Regions from separate parts of the Homo sapiens genome. Here regions 1, 2 and 4 are each linked to region 3. The links are chromatin contacts, found by Hi-C or POLR2A ChIA-PET in ENCODE. All regions are on one chromosome and are shown on one strand. Each heading gives the region's core, a stretch centred on a gene start or an enhancer-like site at or near the end of the contact. The rest is flanking DNA. Distances are from core to core; before and after follow the strand shown.

What was found. A loop is a pair of places that touch in the nucleus more often than their neighbours do. ChIA-PET counts read pairs that join two places held with the same protein, here RNA polymerase II (POLR2A). Pooled maps may share reads with other maps.
Region 1: a pooled map shows a loop between it and region 3 (5-fold over the local background). The contact joins the enhancer-like site here to the promoter of MALT1 in region 3. A Hi-C loop is called at or near these places in 14 of 37 single-sample maps with no recorded cell type and 5 of 50 pooled maps.
Region 2: a loop to region 3 is called in a pooled map, with 3 times the contacts of the local background. The contact joins the enhancer-like site here to the promoter of MALT1 in region 3. A Hi-C loop is called at or near these places in 1 of 50 pooled maps. POLR2A ChIA-PET finds 5 or more read pairs at or near these places in 2 of 52 experiments (BJ and PC-3).
Region 4: a loop to region 3 is called in a pooled map, with 5 times the contacts of the local background. The contact joins the enhancer-like site here to the promoter of MALT1 in region 3. A Hi-C loop is called at or near these places in 1 of 37 single-sample maps with no recorded cell type and 4 of 50 pooled maps. POLR2A ChIA-PET finds 5 or more read pairs at or near these places in 2 of 52 experiments (GM12878 and PC-3).

Annotation. Positions count from the first base shown.
Region 1 is chr18:58,963,026-58,966,091 of GRCh38, reverse strand. All of the region lies in intron 7 of ZNF532 (zinc finger protein 532), which reads right to left. Among named protein-coding and RNA genes, the nearest start is that of ZNF532, 100 kb to the right of the region's middle. Within about 2 kb of position 1,716, at least 4 of the 41 ENCODE cell types and tissues checked have a DNase peak (open chromatin) inside an H3K27ac peak, as active enhancers do.
Region 2 is chr18:58,312,954-58,315,731 of GRCh38, reverse strand. The region is part of intron 5 of NEDD4L (NEDD4 like E3 ubiquitin protein ligase); the gene reads right to left. Among named protein-coding and RNA genes, the nearest start is that of MIR122HG, 130 kb to the left of the region's middle. RefSeq lists an enhancer at 1-277. Within about 2 kb of position 1,256, at least 24 of the 41 ENCODE cell types and tissues checked have a DNase peak (open chromatin) inside an H3K27ac peak, as active enhancers do; they include PC-3, where a contact is called at or near this core.
Region 3 is chr18:58,670,201-58,673,280 of GRCh38, reverse strand. It overlaps MALT1 (MALT1 paracaspase), which reads right to left and starts at 1,816. Exons shown (of 17, transcript NM_006785.4): 1 at 1,429-1,816. The coding sequence starts at 1,637. MALT1-AS1 (MALT1 antisense RNA 1) reads left to right here and starts at 1,408. Exons shown (of 2, transcript NR_164150.1): 1 at 1,408-1,812; 2 at 2,473-3,080. LOC105372146 (a long non-coding RNA gene) reads left to right here. Exons shown (of 4, transcript XR_935537.3): 4 at 422-668. RefSeq lists a silencer at 1,288-2,077 and an enhancer at 2,238-2,497.
Region 4 is chr18:58,990,179-58,992,878 of GRCh38, reverse strand. No RefSeq gene overlaps it. Among named protein-coding and RNA genes, the nearest start is that of ZNF532, 130 kb to the right of the region's middle. Within about 2 kb of position 1,323, at least 9 of the 41 ENCODE cell types and tissues checked have a DNase peak (open chromatin) inside an H3K27ac peak, as active enhancers do.

The DNA of each region.
Region 1 (3,066 bases), core at 467-2,966, 290 kb before region 3:
ACACAATTATCTAGAGAAATTTAAAAATAGACTTCACTCCTACCCAGGTCCTACCCACTTCTCCACATCCCAAACCCCCATAACCAGACTCAAAAAAACCCTGATTCTAACTGTGCTCTCTGCCTCGAGAGCCTCTGCTTTAAGATAACTCCTGGAGTCAAGAAAGGGCCTCTCTCTTGTGCATTTCTCCAGATTTCCGAGACACTGCAGGAAGAGGCTCTGTCCCTCATAAGGCTCAGGCCCTGCTACAATCCATGCAGCCCCCAGATACATCCCAGGCAACTGCTAAATTCAAGCCACTCTAAAACATTTCATAATTCTGCAGGAAGATTTGCCCAATTAATTAACGACACCATGATGCTGTTAACAGCAACTGCAAGTAATTCCAGAAAGCATCAGACCCCAGCTAAGGAATATAAAACCAGGACATTCACAGTCTTCCAAAACTACACACACGTCCAGTTAATGATGGCATAACCAACTTTAACCAAGATTGAACACCTAAATGAAATGAAAATGACTACATCAAAAGCAGAAGTAAAAACTGGATGGAAAGACATATCTGCTAACTGTCCCACATCTATATTGAAAGATTCAAGGAGACTAAAATTAAGCAGCTTTTGAAATGTCAGCTTTCATTCTGTGCAAACTGCAGAGTCTGGGCTAGAAACCTGCCTCTGGCAGGCTGCAAAACCCTGGGGTAAGTTATTGAACCTTTCTCAGGCTTCATTTCCTCACCTAAAAGTGGGATTCGTAACTGTCTCCCCTCAGGAGCCTGCTGCAATGAGATAGTAAGTAGGGTAAGCCCTCAGACAGTGTTAGCCCCAGTATCCTTAACACCCCGCCTTCCAATTTAGCCACAAGCTACCAAAATCACCAATAGTTCAATATGTACTTTAATATGCTCTGAACCAAAAATTTTCAACATCCTTTTTACAACACATTTATAGCCTTACATTAAAAAAAGTTCTTATTAAATCAAGTGGAGGACTTCAGAAAACTACATATAGTAAACCATACTAATAAAATATCAAATAAACTAATAAAATATAAATTATAATAAAAGTTAGTATTAAAAATTATAGATTTATATAGTATAAGAAATATGTATTATATATGATCTATAGTATATAAATATATAAGAAATATATGAAGTAAAAATATTTAGAATATAATAAAATTATAGGCCAGGTGTGATGGCGCACATCTGTAATCCTGGCACTTTGGGAGGCCAAGGCTGGAGGATCACTTGAGGCCAGGAGTTTGAGACAAGCCTGGGCAACAAAGACAACTCCCTCTACCCCGAACTCCCTACAAAAAAATGAAAATCAATAAAAATTAGCCAGGCATGGTGGTGTTCACCTGTAGTCCCTGCTACTCAGGAGGCTGAGGCTGGCAGATTGCTCGTGACCAAGAGTGTGAGGTAGCACTGAGCTATGATCACGCCACTGCACTCCAGCCTGAGCGACAGAGCGAGACTCTGTCTAAAAAAAAAAAGAAAAACTGTGTATACACACACACACACACACACACACACACACACACACACACACACAAACAAAATATCAATTCCAGTGGCCAAAACTAATGAAAAATAAGTTTCATAAAGCCAGCAGTGATATACATTTCTAGCATGAATATACAAACTCTTAATGTGCCTTTTAATCACATCTGACACAAATGCAGAATCAAGTGAGAAGCCATCACTCTCTAACAGTCAACCAGAGATAGAAGAGAACATGCAACTGATTTAAAGATATTTCTCCTAAAACCTTGAGATCACAAATAAGTTCTAAGCCAAAAAAGATAGGAGAAACTGGTTTTTTAAAAAATTTTTTACCTGTTGCTAGGGTAACAGGATTTTGGCAGGAAGTCAAAGTCGCCATAGCTAAAAGATGAGTTTTAAAAGGATAAAAATCTATTATATCCCTACATTTAGATTAAATAAGAGACTTTGTAGTAAGGCATGCCTAATGACAACAGGATGAACTCTAACAGTAAAAGAATGAAAATGAAACCATCTGGCAATGAACTATGCAAACTAGACAGTATTTCAGTATTTTTATCCCCTTAACTAATGGCCATCACCACAGTACAGCACGAAGACAGAAACAACATGGAGATGTAACGTTTTATTTCACAAAGTTATCTAAACAAGTTTCAGGGAGATTAAGGGGGGCAATTATGCCCTACCACACATTTCATACACATGGCTAGGTTCCAGGTTGTGTGGGTGAGCACCTTTTAAATTTTTTTTTTTTTTTTTTTTTGAGACAGGGTCTCACTCTGTTGCCCACACTGGAGTGCAGTGACACGACTGCGGCTCACTGCAGCCTCAAGCTCTGGGCTCTAGCAATCCTCCTGCCTCAGCCTCTGAAAGTGTTAGGATTACAGGCGTGAGCCACTGCACCCGGCCAAGTGGGCACTTTAAAAATTTATATACATACACACACACACACACACACACACACACACACACACACACACATTTTTTTCTTTTAAATACTGTGCAAGTGAGAGTCTCTGTAAAGCTCCTCAGTCAATCTGATTCTAAGCATGGTGGTCCCAAACTAGGAAATGCAAGCTGATTGCCTTGCCATTCTTTTCAAAAGTAACAACAGCACACCTGCCTCAGTGGCTGTGGTCATCTCTCCACACTCTGATCCTTTCATTCTCCCACTTTCCTTCACTGCCACTGCTGTCTTTCACCTACATCTCTGAGTGAACTGAAAGTGAATTTCAGAATGGGAAAGGCTACAAAATAGCAAGTATTCAAATCACCTATCACCTGCACCCTGTATGGAAAATGCAGATGAAATCTATGGACTTTTCTTAAAGGCTTTAGGAACAGAAACATTAAGACATCCTAAAATCATTTATAATCAGGCTTTAAATTATATTGAACAGACTTACTAATGCTGTAAATCCAACATCCAGAGAGTTGTGTCCCCTGCCTTCACCACCAAGAGTGAACGTTGGGTGGAGTCTTTAAACAAATACACTTGAGATCAACCTTCCCCAAAACATAAACTCAACAAAGGTGTGTTGGTGCTATAGCAGTCACAC
Region 2 (2,778 bases), core at 7-2,506, 360 kb after region 3:
GCTGGGAGAACATGATCAGTCAGGGAAGAGACAGGCAGGGTTTGAGGGCACAGCTGGGCCCAGCTGAAAGAGAAGATGGCAAACAAATGCTGGGAACATTTTAATAAGTGTTTACTGATCCAATGCTAAAAACTAAAGAGCTTCTTGAGAGCTGAGAGCCAATGGAAAAAGTATATGGCCTAGTTACCAATGCATCTTACAAACTGCATCTCACAAAAAAATACACACTTTTTAAATCCAGTAAGTACATTGTTTTTTTTTTAATCTAGTAAGTGCACTGCTTCAGAGTCCACGTATATGGATCAGGTCCTGCTAATTTTTGGACACACCATGCCTCTCCCTCTCCACATCTACCATACTGCACGTATCTCTCCCGACTTCAAAGAGGCCCAGGTGAAAATCATTTGGAGCCACGCACCAGTCCCCTCTCAGGCTCTGGGAGTCATCTGGGAAGTCATGATTCAGCTCCAGAGGTCACTGGCCTGGACCACAGTCACACTATATCCCTCAGTTACGGTGCTTGTGGCATGGCCTCTGATGTTTAGATGACCCGAGAAGCAAACTGGAACACAATGACTATTTGCCGCTCTCATATAAAAAGATGCAGCTGGTTCCACCACATTCAAAATGCGTAAAAGCTGGGCAGTTCTTTAGATATGATGAGACCAGCCCCATAGCCAGCTTGAGCCACCTAAGAAGGAATCCAGCCTACCTGGTGCTGAATCCTGGCCTCTTATTTCTACTCTGCTAGTTTACAGAGGAAGTTTCTAATTCACATATGCTATTTTTCAAGTGTACTTGAAAAACATTCTCTTCTTCCATTTAAAAGGAAGCAGCAGGTAAATATGAATGAGATTTATTGAAATGACTTGCTCCAAGCGTAGGAATTCCTTTTAGATAATTGAAAAAATTTGATGAACTGGAAAGCCATCTGTCTCCTCTAAACAATCCATTCTGGATAATAAAAAAATCAAAGTTACCACGGTTTGGGTATGCATGAAGAATGAGACTAGCCCCAATCCTTTTGATGAGATTTTCATTTCTTTTACTTTCTTAGCTGTATCTACTACAACTCAACGTGGAGACGCCTCATCTAGCATAGAGCGGTAAGAGGAGGTGCCCACAGATTCTGTATGTCTTACCAAGAGCAGCAGTCAGCAGAAGGCCTTGAGAATAATGACAGCCTTGCTATCCAGCTCACAGACCTAATCACGCTGCCCCAGTGACTCACACCAATGACAGTTACACAAGGAATTAGGCAGTGTGCCTGTTAGTTCTCTATTTGGCTGATTTCACTATTTTTTTTTTTTTTTGAGACAGAGTCTCTTGCTCTGTCGCCCAGGCTGGAGTACAGTGGTGCAATCTCAGCTCACTGCAACCTCCGCCTCCTGGGTTAAAGCGATTCTCCTGCCTCAGCCTACTGAGTAATTGGGACTACAGGCACACACCACCACGCCCAGCTAATTTTTGTATTTTTAGCAGAGATGGGGTTTCACCACGTTGGCCAGGCTGGTCTCGAACATCTGACCTCCAACGATCTGCCCTCCTCGACCTCCCAAAGTGCTAGGATTACAGGTGTGAGTCACCATGCCTGGCCTGATTTTGCTATAATTTTAAAGCTAATATAAATATCAGTTAACTGTACTATAAAAAAAAGAAATTCACTGAATATTGACCATAAATTGTCTGCTTAATGTGAGCAGAGTAGTGTGGCCACTTGCCACCTCTCCTCCTCCTGCTATGGCTGCTAATGTGGGAAGGAAAAGACAATCAGCAGAAGGACAAGACAATCTTATTCAAAGCTGTTTCACAGCCTGATAGCTTTGAAAGGCTGCCCATGAATCATTAACCTAAGTGCACTTCAACAAAACTTCACAAAATATCTATATGCCCGTGTTGTTTTGCCAGGGAGACATCTGAGTTCTAAACTGATAAAACAGGTTAAAGCTTTGCCCAGACACCAAAAGACAGGCACCCAGTACTAATGGCTGGCAGCCAGTCTTTACACAGTGCTCACTCTCTGTGGGCTCTGTGCCAAGGCTGCGTCTAGTTCTCGCAACAACCTTCAGAGGCAGGTACAATGATTGTGCCCATTTTACAGATAGGAAGCCAGAGAGGTATGTGGCCAAGCTGCCCATCAGCCTGTGCCCTTAACTGACACTGTGTGCCATATGTCAGCAACTGGCAGGAAAGCAAGGCGGTACCAGCTCTGGGCTTCTGACTGGATGCTGGCTTTAAACGGTGTAGATGAGAAGGGAGGGATTCTGATGATGGCACAGTCTGATGAGACTTCAGAGGGTTCTGGTAAAATGCTTATTTGCTATGTTATCTTTACACTACCTCCTACTCCAACCGTTCCTTTCCTCAAATGGAATACAGTTTACCGAATTCCCTGAGGTACTGCAAAAGCCAGGAAACTACACTTATACCTTTTATCACGTTTTCTCATGATGTTAAAAAAATGTTTTAAAACAGTAAAAGATGAGACAATTTGCCATTAAAGGAAACGGAAGGCTCTTATTAGTTTACATGAATAGAGATGGAAATTATTTTTGAAATAAAATAGGGATCAAGCACAAAAATGCACATGGTCAAAATGAATTGGCTTAAACTAGTGTTTCACCAGTCAATGGAAGATGTAGTTGGTGAGAGATCTAGGTTTCAAAGCATCCCATTGCTGCTAAAACTACAGAAAGTTCAGGCCATGTGAAATATTTAGGTTAGGGACACTACACCGATTAAAAACAAAAATGGCCAGGTACGGTGGCTCACGCCTGT
Region 3 (3,080 bases), core at 567-3,066:
GATAAACCCTTATGATTAGGAATTGAATATTTGTTAGTTTTTTATCTTCTAAAATTTCTAGCAAATAATAAGCACTTAATAAATACCATTTTGAATGAATGACTTTCCTCTCATCAAGTATTTACTAACCTCTATACATAACAGAATATTAAGAGACAGTTTTTGTTCTTAAGGCATTTATAAAGATGTGTACAAATAATTATACTGTAAGACAAATCTTTGTCATTTGAGAAGTTCAAAAAACTGCTAAGGGGTTCAAAGGCAGGCCAAAGTTACAACAATGGTATAAAGTAATGGTTCTAAGTGGGGTCTGGGAACCCCTAGTGCAGTTCCTGAGACCCTTTCGCGGGGTCCACAAGGTCATAAAGATTTTTCATAACAATATTAAGACTTTATTTAGCTTTTTCATTCATTCTTTCAGGAGTGGACACTGCAGTTTCCAGCGTTCTGTGACCTGTAATAGTGCGACAGACTGAATGCAGAAGCACATAAACGAATCCAGCTCTGTGATTAAGCCAAGACATTAAAGAGATCTTCAAAATGAAAACCAATGCCACTTCTCTAATAGACTTTTTTGTTTTGGAAAATTTGTTTTTCCACGAAAGTATTATTTCTGTTACCATATAATGGGTTATTCTTTTTAAATAAATTAATATTTTTTAAATGTCTTAGCTTTAATTTCAAAGGTGGTAAATATCAGTATGTATTACATGTATGTATTATCTCTAACCCACATAAGAGCTCTCTGGGGTCCTCAATAATTCTTAAGAGGGTAAAGGAGTCTCGAGACCAAAACTTCAGGAACCCTAATACAGCCATTCCAAACCTAACAAGGAAAATAGTTTTACTTCGAGTTTCATGTTCATGGTGAAGTCAAGAAGAGAACGTGGTAACCTGGTTTGATGGAGGGAGATGATGAGTTCGGCGTCAGTCTTTCCCAATACCTTGCAAAATGTTCATGAATTCCTGCACCCCACCCTCTGCATTCATCACCTCGCCTGCGCTTCTTCCCAGCCTTCCTTAGGTCTCCCAGAGCAGTGTCCACATCCCTTTCTTTTGCATTTTAAGTCCTCTGGATGACTGCCCCATCCTAGGGGTCCCCTGACAGCTTTCCTTCTCTCACTATCCTCCGGGGTCAACCTCGACTTCTCCCTTTCACCAGGGGCGGGGGTGGGAACAGGGAGCGAGGCAGCCGCTGGGCCACTTTTGCCTCCACCCTCCAGAGCCCTGGGCCCCGCTCTCAAACCCCAGGCGTTCCGGGGAGCTGCTGAGTTCCGCTCCGCCTCAATGACCGAAGTCCTCCCCACCTCCGCTCACTCACGCCGGCGGCCCCCGCCGCGCTCAGCCCCACCGACAGCGCCCCCACCTCCCCACCGCAGCCCACCCCGCTCGACCCGCGCGCCCGGCCTGCCGCGGCCCTGAGCTCACCTGAGGCGGAGGCGCCCGCGACTCCCCGCCAGCTCCGCCAGTCTCCTCCAGCCCCGGCCCTCGGGCGCCTGATCCAGGAGCTCGCTGAGCCTCCGCAGCAGCGGCTCCCGCAGGCGGTTGAGGGTCGCGCCGGCCGGAGGGGCGAGCAGCGGCCCCGTGGGGGCGGCCGAGGGCGGCAGGGCCTGTAGCGGGTCCCCCAACAGCGACATGGCCCTCGCCGGCGACCCCGGACTGCCGGGGCTCCCGCCCGCCCCGTCACGGGCCTCGGCCCCGGGGCACCTTCCGCTCGCCTCCGAGCCGCGGAGGCAGGGGCGGAAGAACAAATCTGGCAGCGCGGCACGGCCCTCAGAGGAGGAAGCTCCGCTCCCCGCCCCAATTAGACAGGTTTGCCGAGGGGAGCCTGGCCTGCTGGCCGCGCCAGCCGCGCAAAGGGGCGGGGCACCCGGGGGGCGGGGCACGGAGCCTCGAGGGGCGGGACCTTGGGCCTCGAGGGGCGGGGCGGGGCTGCCTACTGCGTGCGTGCGGCTGCGCGCCTCCCTCGCCCTCCCCCGCGGTCCCGGGCTGGCCGTGGCGCGCGCTTCAAACCCAGCCCTCCCGAGCAGGAAAGGACGGGTGGGTGCAGCTGGAGGAGGAAGCGGTGGAGGAATTACGCCCCGGCAGCTCCTCTACGGCGGGGAAGCCTGCGGCGTCTGGGCTTCCTGAGACCGTGGGAGGAGGCCTGCGTACTCACGCCAGAGAGCGGGGCAAGCGGTTCTCAGTCGCCGGCTCCCGCCCGCAGTCCCCGGCGAGCGCTCTCCCCTGACTCAGGGACTTTCATGTGCCCGGCGACACACCAGCATCCTGCAGTGGGCAACCTCAGCGGACGCTTCCTCGTTTTAGGGTTAGATGTGTATGGCATTGCTAGAGGGAAGTAGTGCTGGAGATCCGGATACTTGAGTTGGAATTGGCCAAAATCTTTGCCTAGACTTTTAAACAATTACTACTTTGCAAACTGAGCTGTGGCATATTTAGGGCTAATCAGATCTTGGAAATGATTGTTTTTAGCAGGAATCATCTGGTTTACACCGCGTCAGACTGCCGCCCGCAATCTCCGTCATCAAAGCAGGCAACCCTGTAGAGGATGCCTTTCCCTGGAATGATCCGGAATGGACGACACCTGAGCTCTCTCTGCCAATCTTAGCAACATCCAAGGCCATTATCCCTTTGAAAACTATGGCTTCGTTTGGGACAAAAAGGAAGTAACTTACGAAATGTGACCAGTCAGGTAGTTCCCTACACGAGGCTTCCTGGCCCAATTTCTGTTGCCATTAGCTTTTCATCACCCAAGGCCGCAGGATTTTCTGACCAGTAATTTGGATACCTATATTCTTATACATGTTGGCGAGGTAGGTGCGCCATACAGTCTCCACCACATTCTAGCACAAGCAGTCATTAAACTTCACTCTAGCATAAGTTAAGAATTCAGACTGCAGTGAGATGGCTAAGAGCATGAAAGATCTGCTCGATTCAAGTGTTAGGAGCTTGAATAAGTTTCTTAATTTCTCTGCCTCATCTATTAACACAGGACTGACAATACAGTTTATATAGAGTTGTTGCCAGAATTAAAGGAGTTGATGTATGTGAAGCACTTAACTCGGTAACTGGCACATCGT
Region 4 (2,700 bases), core at 74-2,573, 320 kb before region 3:
AGAAAACAAGGATCAGTTTTGACTGTCCAGAATAAGGATCAAAGGGGAAAATATAACTAATACCCACTGCTCTCAGGCCGCAAAAGGAAGAATGCCTCTTGCAATGAGAGGAAATGGCAGTTTCAGATTAGAAAGCAAGCAGAGAGTTCATGGAAAATCTTAGAACATTCTTCCAGGGGATGGCAGACACTTAGCACATAAGCATATCATGTCAGGCAGTGATAAGTGCCAGGGAGAAAAATAATGGGAAGCGGAGATGGAGAGTGGCAAAGCAGGTGTGTGCTCAGTGGGGTGGGCACATTTCAGTAAGGGAATTGGGGAAGGCTCTCCAGGCGGGGGACTTCTGCATGGACCGGATGTGAAACATGTGAAAAACCCTCATGAGAACTGGGGAAAGAGCATTCCACGAGAAGGAAGAGCATGTGCCAAGGTCCTGTAACAGGAATATGAATCGTGGATAGGAACGAAAAGGAGTGACATGGGAGTAGGGGGAAGTGATAGGAGGTGAGGTTAGATATGGTGACGGGAGCAGGGAGGTCTTCCGGGGCTGGTCTTATAGCAATTGAAAGGCACTCGCTTCCATTTATTTTGGTCTCTTCTGAAACAACAGAGACTGGCATGTTGTTTAGCTGGTGTCTTATTCAGAGGGAACCAAGAGTCTAAACTTTAGGTTCTCCCCATGATGTTGGCACTGCTTGTGTCCAAGACATTCAGTAGTTCCTTAAAGACAAACTGACTTCCCTCACCTTGACAAACAGTTCACAAGTCTACTCTCAATTCAGAGTCACCACGGCCATTGCCACTATGCTGCCATCACGCCACCAGACAAATGGTGTTGAACTGGCCCGCTCCTTTGTATCACCTACTGAAGAGTCGAGCAGGAGCATAGTTTTGGTCATCCCGTGCCTGAAGTTAGGCTGCTGGGAGTCAGGGTGAGTGACCTTCTGGATTCTGCAGTGGGAGGTAAGATCTATCTCTTGCCAAGATTCATACAATGGCAGGTACCCCCAACACTGGAAAGGGAAGTTCAGGTGCTGAACTGGCAAAGTAGAGACATTCATTACTCCTGCTTACAGATGCATCTGTTTCCACCTTGGAAAGGGTGGAAGATGTTGCTCTACTTCCCGTTAACTCTTGTCAACATCACACCATCCTCTCTGATCAGCGGACCTGTGCCTACCTTGTTCTTTTTTAAAAAACAAATAGCATTTGTTCTCCAAAAATAACCAATCCAATTAAGCATGACATGACCTGAAGGTCAGGAAATGACTCATGGACTCAGGGGCGAAACCCACACTTTCTGGAACTGAGTTGGACTTGGAGGTGTGCTATGGTGGACTCTAATTATAGAACTCCCCCGGGTGAAAACATGGTCTTGCCAAGGATTGTATTTGCAAATAGATCTGCCATGGTCATGTAATGTACAGTTCTAACTATAAGAAAAGCTCAAGGATAAAGCAGCTTGCAATAAAATAGCACAGCAAATTTAATAATCAGTTCCCTTAAATACTGGGAAACATTATAAATAGCGCTACGTGATGAGTCAGAACTAACCTCATAAATTGAATTTAGAAACTGGTAAGGAATATCTTCTGGGAAATGTGATTCTGTTTCCTTGCATAAAAATAACCACTAGGGAAAAGGTATAATTCCAGGAGAAACCTGGCAAGGTAATTAGAAAGGGTAAATGTAGAATCTGAAGTACCGTATTCCATTGGAGAGCCTGCCTGTAGGGGACAAAATGCATGTTGACAAAACAGGCATAGAACACGCACTCCTGAAAGTGCATGCCACGTGTCAGTGATCATTATAACCTCCCACTCGGAAACCCAGATCCTTCATCCACCCTTCTTTGTCCTGTTTTGTGCCCAACACACGGACATCTATAGACTATTACTGTGGCTGCCTTGTCATCTAGCTTGTATTTAGCTTTGGCAGGTGGGAGGTGCGGGCAGGAAATCTTTGAGTGTGATGAGAGGGCCTCCTGGTGATTCCGCTCCCCACACCTTCCTGGCTTCACTGTGGCTCTGGCAGTGGCTCTTCCTGAGTGCCCTTTTCCCACAGCTCCAGCTTCCACCCCTACTCAGGCTTCTCAGGCCTTGTTCCAGCACACAGCTCTGTGTATAGTCCCTTCCTTAATTTCTTGAAAGTTAAACCTTTTGCAGTGTGCTGCACTGCATTCTGCTGGGACCTTAATTGAAACAGGATCTAGGGTACCCCCAAATCTAGATTTCCAAAGAAGGCAGCAAATATAAATGAGCAAATGCCTAGAAAAATGTAGGCTAAGATCATTAAAGTTTTATCCAATGTATTGAATCGTTACTAAAACATTCAAAATCCATTGGGACTGTGAAGAAAAAATGGATGTGAAAAGAAAATACTCTGAAAAGACTGAGAGTAGCCTAGTCTCAAATTCAGCCTTATACTCAAACCATGTGAACTGAGGCTGGGCTGTTCAGAATGGGTTGATTGGGGGTAACAGTGACTATAGAATGACAACTGGCTACTCCAGAAACTTCTAGTAGCATGAAGAGAGACTTTTCACAGAAATATGGGCATTTCTTGCTATAAATTTCCCTCTTGGAATGGCTTCTGCTGCATCCCATAGGTGTTTGGTACATAGTTGCTATTTGTCTCAAGATTTTTTTGATTTTCTTTTTTATTTCTTCTTTGACCCATGTTGTTTAATTTCTACTTATT